2 separate regions of the Mus musculus genome follow, and region 2 is linked to region 1. The links are chromatin loops, found by intact Hi-C in ENCODE. Cell type or tissue: gastrocnemius. All regions are shown on one strand. Links, peaks and the distances in the headings refer to the core of each region. The heading gives the core; the rest is flanking DNA.

What was found. Hi-C counts contacts between places; a loop is a spot of excess contacts. Peaks named below come from ENCODE experiments on the same cell type or tissue, not always from the same donor. Only the 100,000 strongest peaks of a DNase experiment are listed, where the experiment ranks them.
Region 2: a loop joins it to region 1, with 1.8 times the contacts of the local background. A loop is called at or near these places in 6 of 42 quality-filtered maps.

What each region holds. Positions count from the first base shown.
Region 1 is chr13:52,919,846-52,926,100 of GRCm38, forward strand. The region is part of intron 1 of Auh (AU RNA binding protein/enoyl-coenzyme A hydratase); the gene reads right to left. Among named protein-coding and RNA genes, the nearest start is that of Auh, 6.7 kb to the right of the region's middle. In gastrocnemius, for the core only: no CTCF peak of the experiment used is centred there; no DNase peak of the experiment used is centred there.
Region 2 is chr13:52,847,084-52,853,338 of GRCm38, forward strand. All of the region lies in intron 6 of Auh (AU RNA binding protein/enoyl-coenzyme A hydratase), which reads right to left. Among named protein-coding and RNA genes, the nearest start is that of Gm33315, 21 kb to the left of the region's middle. In gastrocnemius, for the core only: a CTCF peak has its summit at 3,417 (motif pointing right); a DNase peak (open chromatin) is centred at 2,586; H3K27ac peaks cover 1,619 bases.

The DNA.
Region 1 (6,255 bases), core at 610-5,609:
AATGAGGACTCGGCCCAAATAAAATGAAATTCATTTTCTTTCCCCTGAGACCCGGGCTCTCCCTGCTCACTCCCTGTCTTGTTGAACACTCATCTAAACCAAGCTGGCCACCCCAGCTGCAGCAGGTCCGAGCACAGGATTCACCACTTATGTAAAATCCCTTATTTGCAAAATACCCAAATTCAGTGGCCTTAACTCTTAGCTCTGCGGGTCTATCCACCTGCACTCGACCTTCCCCCTAAGCACACACGTCCACTGGGAGTCAGAAATGCCCTCTCCAGCACTGGGTGTGGGCCTTATCTGTTCCTGACTTAAATCAAAGCAAGATGCACACGTCCAGAGTCCAGATGCCCCTCGGGGTGGAGACAAGCTTGCAGGGCCTGAGGCTGTGACCGTTTGAAGGCCTTCTGCAGTGACTGAGGGCTGTGGTCCAACAGGGCCTACAGCCTTGGGTATGCTAGCTCACTGATCCCATAGCAACCTGACAGGTAGCCAGCATTCGGCCCCAGGTAGGCTGCAGAGGTTAAGGATTTGCCGTTATCGTGTAGGTGGCTCTCTGACTCCACACCTAAGTGGCTGCACTACATCCAAGCTTCGGTTTCCATGTCAAGAAAAGTTAGCAGCTCGGGCCAGATGTGCTGAGCCCACACGACAGTGCTCAGTGGCACCTGAAATACCCACCAATCACCTGGTGATTCTGGTCAGGTTGGCATGGCCTGGGGCAAAGGAAGATGGTCAAGGAAAGGTTCCTCCAGGCACTGCTGAGAGGAGCCAGAAGGAAGAGCAGGTAGGAAAGAGGAAACCATTGGAAAGAGGCTCGACTGGATTAAGATATGCCCAGAACTACTGAAGGACACCTCTAGGGGTGGCTGTGACCACCCCTGCCTGTTTATGAATTACTGACGGGAATGAAGGCACCCCCGATAGAGTCTTAGTGTGATGGCATTATGAGAAAGTAGCAAAGACGGGGGGGGGGGGGGGGCCTGGCTGGAGGAAATGGGTCACTGAGTGTGGGGTTATATCTTCCCTGGCCCCTTCCTATCTTCCTTCCCTCAGCTCACAGTCCTCCAGGAGGAGAAACAGCTTCCTCCACGGTACATTCCTACCAGTAAGGTGTTCTGCCGAAATGCATGGTGGGCTCAAACCACCAAGGAATGAACCTTCTGAAGCCACTAGCCCAAAAACAACTCCTTCCTTATTTACATTATCTCTGTACAATACAGATATTTTGACATACATGAAAAATGAATAATAGAGAGACTGAATTCGGGGCAGAGGACACACAGAAGGAAGCACAAAGCAGCCACGGAGAGTGCATGATGGGAGGGGTGAGAAGAGCAAGCGGTCAACCAAGTAAAGAAGTCAGCACAGGTCAAAAAACGGCTGCAGGCCAAGATCAAAGTTCTCTTTAGCCTAAGAACAAGGAGTAGCAGCTAACAGAAACTGGTTCTACACAATGCACATACTCATGTGATCCCGGGGCAGGGCTGCCCATCTGGAGGCTGACACCAGTACAAACCAAGGGAACTGAAAAGATTCAAGACTTATTCGAGATGTGGGAATGCAAACCTGATTGAGGGCTGGTTACCCTGGAAGGCAGGGCTAGCAGTATCTACTGGGTTTCTGGCTTTAGCAACTAGCAGTGTAAGAGACACTTCTGGTGGGACAAAGACCTTAAAATGTACCTTCACACAGTTTTCCAAAAACTCTGACAGTGTGTTAGTGTGAATAGCCTTGGCTCATGAGAAGTGGCACCATGAGTGGGTGTGGCCTTGTTGGAGTGGGTGTGACCTTGTTGGAGGAAGTGTGTGTCACTGTGGAGGTGGGTTTTGAGGGCCTATGCTCAAGCTCTGCCCAGTGCAAAAGATGTAAAACTCTCCAGCACCTTGCCTGCCTGCAGGATGCCATGCTTCCGGACATGTTGATAATAGACTGAACCTCTAAAAGTATAAGCCAGCCCCAAATAAATGTTTGCCTTTTAAGAGTTGCCTTGGTCATGGTGTCTCTTCACTGCAATAGAAGCCCTAAGACAGACAGAATCATTTAACAAATATCAAGATCTAAAAGTACAAAGACCAACTAGGTTTATACGTACCTTACACACAAGCCAAAGGCAACGCCCACCAATCAAGGCGATGAGCCACATTGACAGAAGCAACACTAGCAAGTGCTCGAAATCCTATGACCATCTCTACTACTGAAGAGAAGATCCTGACAGGCACAGGGCCCTCTGATTAGAAAGCAACAGACACAACCTGTAAGACTTTAGCTCAATGTGACAAAGGACACCGGGGCAAACCCGAGCTGACATCAAACTCCAGGAAGACAGTCTTCAAGCAAAGATGAACAACAAGATAAGGCCCCACTGCTACTCAGCACGGTGCTGAGAGCCTCGGGAAGGCATCGTGGCAGGAGAGAGACAAAGAGCACGGTGACTTCAAGATGGGAAAGAGAGAAGTAAGATTATGTCCACTGACAGGGGACAGGGTCCCCTGTGAAGGAAATCCCAGAGAGCCCATGAAAAACCTACAGAGCTAATTAATGAATTCAGCAACATTTTCATTTGATACATTAACAGTGAATCATCTAAAGATAATTTTAGAAAATAACTCCACTGGTAACAACATCAAACCACAGAACTCCATCCTCTCTGCTTCCAGCATTAGAAATTATCACCCATTCCTAAGGTGTGAACACTAAAGAAACTGGGCATGTGTGCACATGGGTACCTGTTGTCTTGGATGCCACAAAAAAAGGGTATCAGATGCCCTGGAACTGGAGGTTGTGAGCCGCTGTGTGGATGCTGAGGACAGAACCTGGGTCCTCACTGCAGCAATAAAGGCTCTTCACCTCTGAGCCACCTCTCCAGCCCTGTAGCTGCTTTTCTAACAGGCATCTTAGAACTTAACAATTCCTTAAAAGAGAAACAATTAAAGCCAAAACAACAAACACACAAAAAGCACCACTACCATAAAAAACATTCTTTGTTGGTTTGGTTTTGTTTGATTTTGGAGACAGGGTTTCTCTGTGTAGCCTTGGCTGTCCTGGAACTCACTCTGTAGACCAGGCTGGCCTTCAACTCTCTGAGATCCACCTGCCACTGCCTTCTAAGTGCTAGGACTAAAGGCATTATGCCAACACCACCCAGCCAAAAAGACAGAATAAACATACCATAAAAAATAGCCCATTAGGAAGGGAGCAGAAAGGAGACACTCCTAAAAGCTTTTAGGGGAAGACATCACATTTCTGAAACAGCTAAAAAGGAGAGGCCAGAAGAATAACTAAATGACTGACTTTTAGCAAGATTTGGGCAATTCACACTGGCAGACACTTCTTACAATTCTGAAAACCGAAAAGTAGACCTGAACAAATTAAACTTGTCCTTACACAGTAAGCCAAAGCTCGTACACAGTTCCCTCACATCCACTCAACACACCCTGATTCTGAACACAGCGCTGCTAAACCCACCTGAAAAGTAGCAAGGCAGCAAAAACCAAGAAAAGACCAAAACCAGAACAAGGGCTGAGGAGGAAGGAGCCAAGCCATGACAGTGAAACAGCAGTTAGGCTCTAGGCGTGCGAGGCACAGACAAAAACCACTCTGGTCATCAAAGCAGTATCAACGTGCAACCTTCAACGGGACAGCAAAAGACAAGACCTGGGGGGGTTCCTCCAGAATGCAGCAGCCTTAAGTAGGTGGGGCAGAGGGAGCCAAAGTGCTAGGATAGCTAGGTGCCACCTCATGGGAAAAGCAAAGGACACACACGAACACCGAGAGGGTGGAGCTGAAGGAGCCCTGAACACGGCAACAGAATGTACAAACATGCTAGACAATAATGCAACCTCATGAGCAGCCGCTCTGTGGTTCCTGAAGCCTGCCTTTCTACACGGCCCTACTCACTCAAGTCTGATGCTGCTGGTGTCCACGTTTTGCCCTATATAGGTGGCGGACTCTTTCTTCAGTTTCTAGAATGAGTTTTTCCCGTGGTGGATTTTGTCAGATGCTTTTTCTGAGTGTGTTGGGATAACTGTGGTTTTTCTTGCTTAGTCTGCCCCTGTGGTGAATTACTTTAAATGCATTTCAATAAAGACCCACACCTGCATCCCCAGAGTAACTCCCACATGGTTGTGGTAAGTAGTTCTTTTATGTATCGTTTGATTTAATTTGTTTCTGTTTTATCTGAGGCCAAAATGATACAGACTTACACCTAAATACAGAAGACCAAGGGTTGAGGGTGAAGAAACCGGTTAACAAGACAACAGAAGGCACAAACGTGATACAAAATAACCAATGATCTCAGAAGTAACTTCAGGCTTGAAGGACCTAGAGATCCAGGTTGGAGATATGGCTCAGCAGGTGGAACACTTGACCTATGTGAACTTAGCCTCCCTGAGTTTATGAACTTTGGTCCAGCACCAATAACAGACAGATGGATGGATGGATGAATTGATAGATGGACAGGTAGATAGATACGATGATCAGAGTAGATGATAAGCAAGACTTGGTGTCTAGCTCTAAAGACACATTTGTTTAAGATAAATCATGCTGGCAGGGAGCTGGAGCTGAATTCAGAGCAAGACACGGCCTCCCAAAAGAAAGCCTTCCATAGTGCAGGGATCCCACTCCTCTAAGACATCATCATCTCCAATGCCCTTGCACCCGAAGAAGAACCAACGGAGCTATGTAGAGAAGAGACAAACCCATGCCTCACAGCACTGCAGCCAGAAACTCACTTCTACCAGCAGACGGGCCCAGCTGCAGCTCACTGACTGCAGAAGCTCCACCCAGTCACAGCGGAGCTTTCTCAAGCTCAAGGGAACATCAGTAGGACAGACACACTGGGGGTGAAAAGACCTTAATACACGTAGTAGTGCACTCCTGTAGCCTGGGCACTCTGGAGGCTGAAACAAGACCTTAATTCCAGGCCAGCAAAACTATCTTAAAAGAACAAGGAGAGCAAACTAAATGCAAAGGAACAGAGAGGCAAAAGGCACCAGAATCCACAACACTGGGAACCAAAAATCAGCCCAGAAAGTTCAACGAAACAAAAACATGTGCGTGCATGTATGCGTGCGCATTAGTTAGTGAGTGAGTGTGTGTATGTGGTGCGAGTTTTGGTTTCTTTAAAAACCCAGTTCTATTGTTTTGGTTTAATCCCAGGTGGGGGATATGTGCTGCTTCAGTCTGTCCACAGCTGCCAACTATGATTGTCTTGTACTCTAAAAGGGCCATGATTTTTGCCTGCTGCAGGCAGTCTAACTCTGAGGATTCTGGAAAGAGAATAAATACCAGAGTCCCAAGAGGGGCGCCAGTGCTCCAAAGAAGGTGGGTGCTGCTACCCCTGCATTTGCTATTGCTGGGCTGCTGGATATCCTGACAATGAAAACTGGACTTGCCTCAAGGAACCCAACGCCTTTAATCAGCAAGAAGTAGTAGATTTTGTTAGCTGAAAGAGATCTATGCCCCCTTCCCCTCTAAGCTTTCTTTCCCACCTAGTGTTGGGGGTTGGGAGGGATTATGGTGGACTAAAAGTTGGAAGGAAGGAAGATGTAGAAGAACCCAACAAAATAATAAAACAAATACACCAACATATGTGTGTCTGTCTGTGGAACCAAGGCTGATGTCTCTCATCTAAACCAAGAGTCAGCCAGCTTTGGCTAGCTCAGCTCTAAGATTCCCTCTCTCCGCCTCTTAACGCGATGAGATTACAAAACCTACAGCCACTAATGCCAGCGGGCATTTGGATAGCTTCTGACGGTCCGGACCCAGGCTTCACATGCACACAGTAAGCACTTCACACCCTAAGCTATATCTCCCAGTCCCCCAAAATGGTGTTTTGTTTTATTTTGTTTTGCTATAAGATGAATAATTTGAAAAGCCTCTATCAAAGAGCACTTCTCAAGTCTCTATGAAAATCAGAAACAGAAGCACCATGTCCTACCCAAGTCTACAGGGTTAGCACTGAACTGGACAAAGATTACAGGAACGGAAAACTAAACACCAGTACTTCTCGTAAATATAGATGCAAATAAAATATAAGCATATCAACTCCAACAATACATAAAAACTATCCCAACCGGTTGGAATTTACTTCCAGAGATAGAGGTGGGGGTCATTACTGAAAGGCATTTAAAATAATTCATCACACTAACAAACTAAAAGCAAGAAAAGCCAAGATCATCCCAGAAAAAGTATTTAGCAAAATTCAACAAGATAAAAAAATGAGCTAAAAATTCACTCTATAAATTCCTCACT
Region 2 (6,255 bases), core at 594-5,593, 73 kb before region 1:
TGATGAGAGCTGCCTACACACCACACAGCTACGTCCGTGACAATCCCAGAAGGCCGAGCTGTCACTGTGCTCACGTGTCACACTGAAAACCTAGGCTCGAAGAACTGCAGTGACCAAACCGTGTGTGCACACACGCGTATGCGTGTTCACGAGTGGATGGTGGGAGATCGGGGTCTCTTGCTTTACCTCACCATCAGGGGCCAGGGCCTCACAACTCCCCATCTAGTTCTCCTTGGATGGACAGAGGCTCAGCGAGCATAACGAAGGGAAAGTCTGAAACTGACTGCGGCAGCCCTGGAATGTCACGGACAGTGGCAGAAAGCTTTGAGTGAAGAGCTGAGCTCAGATCAGCCAGCAAGCGCTGCTGGAGGGGAGAGGGGCGTCATCTGCGCCTCTTGGGGGGCAGCCTGCTCCTCACACACTGCATGGAAACATACCCTCCCTACTATGCATTGCTTTAAGGCCTGGCCATTGTCACACTGTCACTGTGAACTCTCTGAGGTCATGTGCTTGGGAACAGTCCACGTGGAGTTGCCGGCCGAAAAACAGAGAGCAAAACGAGCAAATGTCCACAAGCACCAAGCTCCAGGGGTCACCGGGATGGACCGACCAGTCAGGGCTACTGGTCACCAGGGAAACCACTAGGCTCTCTGTGGATGCCTGCACAGGAAAGTCTTCCTACAGAGGCAGTCCGCAACTGCTTTGCATTAAGAAAGCTGGGTGAGCATTCTCTGGGGCATAGTCTGGCAAGATGAGGCAACTCGAACTTACTGGAAACATTATTTTTGTAAACCATATCCAACTACTGGTCAGGTTTTCAAAACTCTGAGTCATATCTCAAGAAAAACAGAAAAGCAAGGCAAACAACATTCTACAGTTTAATCAAACACAGGAACAAAATGGACCACCGAGCACCTTAATCCTCACCTAAACCACCACATGGGAAAACCCATGCCTAACACGAGTGCCAGCTCCCTGTGCCTACCCCAGGCCGCACCGCCAAAAGGGAAGCCCCCACCCTCCCCATCCACAGTTCCCTTTCCGAAGCTCGGCTCCCCAGATGAGCGCAGCATCGTGGGAAACTCAGAGGTAGTTCATGGGTTGGCAAGGCTGCAGTTTGGGCTCATGCTTTTGCGCTTTGATATTTTGAACTCCTTTGGAGCACACCTGGAGGTTAGCCTAAGGCTGGCGCGTTTCCATTCTGCCCACATCTCACGACCAGCCCCTTAGCTAGGCTGCTGAGTGTATGGGTGGCAGGCCGGAAGACAGGGCAGTACCATCCCTGCCACAGTGCCAGCCCATCCTCTGAGTTCTACACCGCTGGGGGTTGGGGGCTGTGCTTACCCAGGAGCACACCAAGGGGACTGTGCATCTCCCCTGTGACCCAGGCACTCCACTCATTATGGCGCCCACAGGAATACAGGAGCAGATGAGAGAGATGCCTTCACAGATGTGCTTCCTGTAGCAACAGTCACAACAGCCACGCCATGGCCTCAGCACTGGTGCCATCAGCAGAGAAACAGATAAAGAGGGCCTGTGATAGGCATACACTGGGGTGCTATTTGGCCATAAAGAGGAGCGAAATCATGGCATCTGCCACAAGGTGGATGGAGCTAGAGATGTCACCCTAAGGGAAATAAGCTCGACTCAGAAAGACAAACACTGCATGCTGGCCTGCTCACGTGCTCCTCTCATGTGGAAGGGGGGACATGCAGAAGGGACTACCCTACAAGAGGAAGTGGACTACCAGGAAAGAAAGGGGGACAAAAGAGGGAAACAACCAAAGTACACCATACACACACATCCCACACATACACATATACCACACCACACACACACACACTCATACACACACATACCATGCATACACATATACAATATATACACACACATACACATATACCACACACTGAAATACACCACATACACACCAGACACATACCACACACATGCACACACATACACACTCATACACATATATACCACACATACATACTTATATACCACATACATACATACGCACATATACACATACTTATACCACACACATATACACCACATATACATATACCACACACCACACATACACCCCACACATATACCCACACACACCACACATACACATACACTGCACACACACCACATATACACATATACCACACATAATACACACACAACATACACACACTTATACCACACACACAACACACACACACACACAGGCACATACACAGAATATCAACAGAACCCTAATCACGTAGAGTGAATACATGCCACCTGAAAACAGGAACCCGCTCCTCAGTCACTAATCTCCTGTGGGTGATTATGGTGACACAGATCACAGGCCCAGTCACGTGCTCAGTGGTCACGTGAGAGGTGTGCATGAGCTGAGAGGGGCAAAGCCTGGATCCTGGCAGCTCCTCCCTCCACACTGCACCCACCTCAGGCTGTGGAGACTGTCACTACCCTCCCTGACCAGGCTGCTCTTGCTCCTGCTTACAGCCACAGCAATGATGCTCCCGCCATGTGTGAAAGCACTCGTGTGCAGACCCAGCCAGGGTTGGGCTCTACCCGCAGGTGTTCTTCTTTCTGGCCCTGTGTCAGCACCAGCCTGCGGGAGGATGCCGGGCACAGGAACCGGGCCTCCCCACCCAGCTGTCCTACACAGTCTGGCTGACCAGACACGTGAGTGGGCCCAGACAATGGCACTTGCTCATAATAACTGGAACCAGTAACGCATGCTTGTGCGCTATCAAAACCAAACTGTGTAAAGCTTAAGAAGACAAAGGGGGAAACCAGCAAACAAGAGAAAAGCATTGCCAATGGAAACATTCAGACAAGGAACCGATTCCTCACAGTCAGAAATCCTGAAACAGAAACTAGCAGGTTAAAATGGAAAGAGGGCAAAGCCTCAAACAGACGTTAAAATGCCAATCTGGCTAGGGAAGAGAGGTGAGAGGTACATAGACGCCGAACGGCCTAGTCATGTGGCAGACCAGCATCTACCTAAGGTCGGGGAAGGAGGCTAGCAGGATCTCCACAACCCCTTGGAACTCCTACCCTTCAGAGTTCAGGCTAGTCCAGTCTTGGGGACGTGCTATGTGACACACTGTGACACAGTACGCAAAGCTTTCTCCCGTGACATTATTTGAACTGCAAAGAAAGGAAAACAAAGTCCATGTGTACCTACACAGGGTGGGGTACACGGATGCTGCAATGGAGGAGAAAGCAAGGGTGATGTTCCTGCAGCTGTGAAAATAATTGTGCGGGAGACTCACACAGACCACTGTCACAGACCAGATTCTGCCACACTGCTCAGGTGGAGGGACAAAACTCTGAAGTGTTCCCTAAATTGTGTCTACCATTTCACAGGCAGTGCATCAAAGTTCCAGATGCCCCACGCCAACAGCAGTGCCCAGCCCTGACTGCAGATGGCAGCACCTAAGTCTGCCCAGCCATCGCTCTGACCATGGCATCTGCATGCGAGTCTATACGCCCGTGACTGCAGAGACTCAGTACCTCCTCATGCCCTTATCTGCCGCCCTCCACTTAGGGAGATGTGCTCCAATCTCCTGGCTCTTTCTTCAACCAGTTGTATTTCCCTCCTAGTGAGTTTCAAGGGTCCTTTGCATATTGCAGGCACAAGGTCCGCCATCAGTCAGGCCCCTGTAGTGTACACATCCACCCCACCCTTGACCCAACTCCACCCTAACAGTATCTTCTGACAGCAGAGGTTTTTCCACTTAGATGGATCTGGCTGCTGCCCTGCGGGTCAGGGGAACGGTTCCAGGACCCCTGGTTTAGCTGCAGGTAAATTCTAATGTCCCTCATGTAAACAATACAGTATATCGGATGGATGCCAATTCTCCTGCACGTGCACAAGCTGTTGGGGGTGATTAGACAAATGCGACACTATGCAGGAGGTGCCGTACTGTAAGGTACGTGGAAGAATGACAAGGAGACAGACAATCCACAGGAGCTCAGAACGTAGTCTCTGATGTTTGTGGCCCCAACTCTGGGACGCAGAAGGCCACACATCTCTATGTTCTTCTCAAATGCATGACGCTTCTGGCGCCTGATAATTCCGAAATCTTACTTGTTGCCTCGGGAGCAGAAAGCTTGCGTTCCCCTGACCCTTGTTGTGAGTTTTTCACTTCGGGTTTCTACACTTGGATCTTTGATCCACACTTGTTATTTCTGACCCTGGAGACACAGAGGCTGAAGTTTACTCTTTGCATGGGGACAATGAGCAGACAAGGGCTTTTTCCCAACGGGCTGTCTCTGACCCAAGCCTTACTATAAAAGGTTTACATTCTAAAACGCCTATAGTAATTAGAAACGTGAGCACAAGAGTTGAGCCACGCTGTGAACAGCAGACAGGGCTAGGAAGAGGAGCCTGGTGCAGGTCAGCAAGTGGTCACTGAAACAGCTGGCAGGGGCCTCGTGCCTGGATGGGGTTCACACAAGCACATCCTTATCAGTGTGGTGACCCTTCTGCTCGTGGCCCTCGTGGTGACAAAGCTGGCTTGCCTACGGGATAGGAACAGCAGGTAAATGGTACAGAAGAAAATGAGGCAAAGGGCACACTGTTTCTGAACACTGACCCAGACAGGGCTCGGCAGGAGGCACAGCGTGGCCGGGACATGGGAAGCAGTCCTAAGGGAGTCTACGGAATCATCCTATCAGCTGGGCTGATTCTGTCGGCTGCCTGCACACAGCCGTAGGAGTTTTTTTGAAAATGTAAGGGTTCCTTAAAATTTATAGTCTTTATCATCCCTGTCCTTCAGGAATTAAGGAGGGAGGAGAAGTCTTTAAGCCAGTGGTTCTCAACCTTCCTAATGCTACAACCCTTTAATACAGTTCCTCTTGTGGTGACCCCCAACCATAAAATTATTTTCATTGCTACTTCACAACTGCAATTTTGCTATGGTTATGAATCATAACATAAATATATGATACGTAGACAGTCTTAGGTGACCCTGTGACCCTATGGTTGTTCAACTCCCAAAGGGGTTGCAGTCCACATTCTAGATCAAATGCAGAAAATCGGAAAACTGCCCTGGGTTTGCCTTCTGGGGGAGAGTCTACAGATGGATGCATCCAGACTGTGGCTCCCCAGCTCACAAGCCCCACCCACCCACCTTAGTCCTTGATGCCACTGGAGGGCTGGGCTGCAGGTTCTCCCGATTTCTCTGACGTTTTGTTTTAACTGTGTAGTCACATTGGACCGGTCTGCCAAGGGACCCGTTAGTTACATCACTCAGCGGGCCCACTGTGCACTTCACAGTCCGGGTTCTGACCTTCTGCTCACCTGAGAGGCTAGAACTTGTTGGTCACTTCTGCACACAGATGTTTCCCAGATACTCAGAGAGGTCCAAGGAATCTCCCTGCCTCTGTGTCCCCAGGGCTGGGATCACAAATACACACCACCACACCCTGCTTTTTAAGATGGGTTCCGGGAATCTGAACTTGGGTGCTCAGACTTACACGGCACTCACTGTACAGACTGAGCCACCTCCCCGGCTACCACCCACCCCCTATTTGGTAGTGTCTGACTGTGGCGCTGACCACCACTAGAGCTAGAAAACAACCTGGTAATGTGTGCACCTTCCCTAAAGTTCCACCTTTTCCAGCCTGAAGTGTCTAATGGAGAACAGCAGGAATCTGAGAAGCCGCTGTTTTCTTCTCTCCGAAGAAACAGCCGCCATGTTTGGGGCTTATTAAATAGACTTTCCCAGGCTTCCAGTGTGCAGCGGCTCTGGCTAGTTCTATGGCAGCGTGACACAAGCTAGAGTCTCTGAAAGGCGGGAACCTCAACTGAGAAAATGTCTCCATAAGATCCAGCATAAGGCATTTTCTTAATTAGTGATTGACGGGGGAGGGCCCAGCCCATTGTGAGTGGTGCCATCCCTGGGCTGGTGGCCCTGCATTCTATAAGAAAGCAAGCTGAGGCAAATCATGGGAGCAAGCCAGTAAGCAGCACCTCTCCATGGCCTCTGCGACAGTTCCTGCCTTCAGGTTCCTGCCCTGCTTGGGTTCCTGTCCTGACTTCCTTTGATGACGAGCAGTGATCAACAGAGATGTGGAAATGAAAGCTGAATAGACGCTTTTCTCCACAGGTTTCTTTGGGTGTGGTGTTTCATCACAGCAATAGTAACCCTGACCAAGACAGTGGTGGATCAGGCTGTCCTCCACTACATCTGTTCCTCCTGTTGTAATGGGAGACAACGTAGTGCTGCCTATGCTATTCTCAAA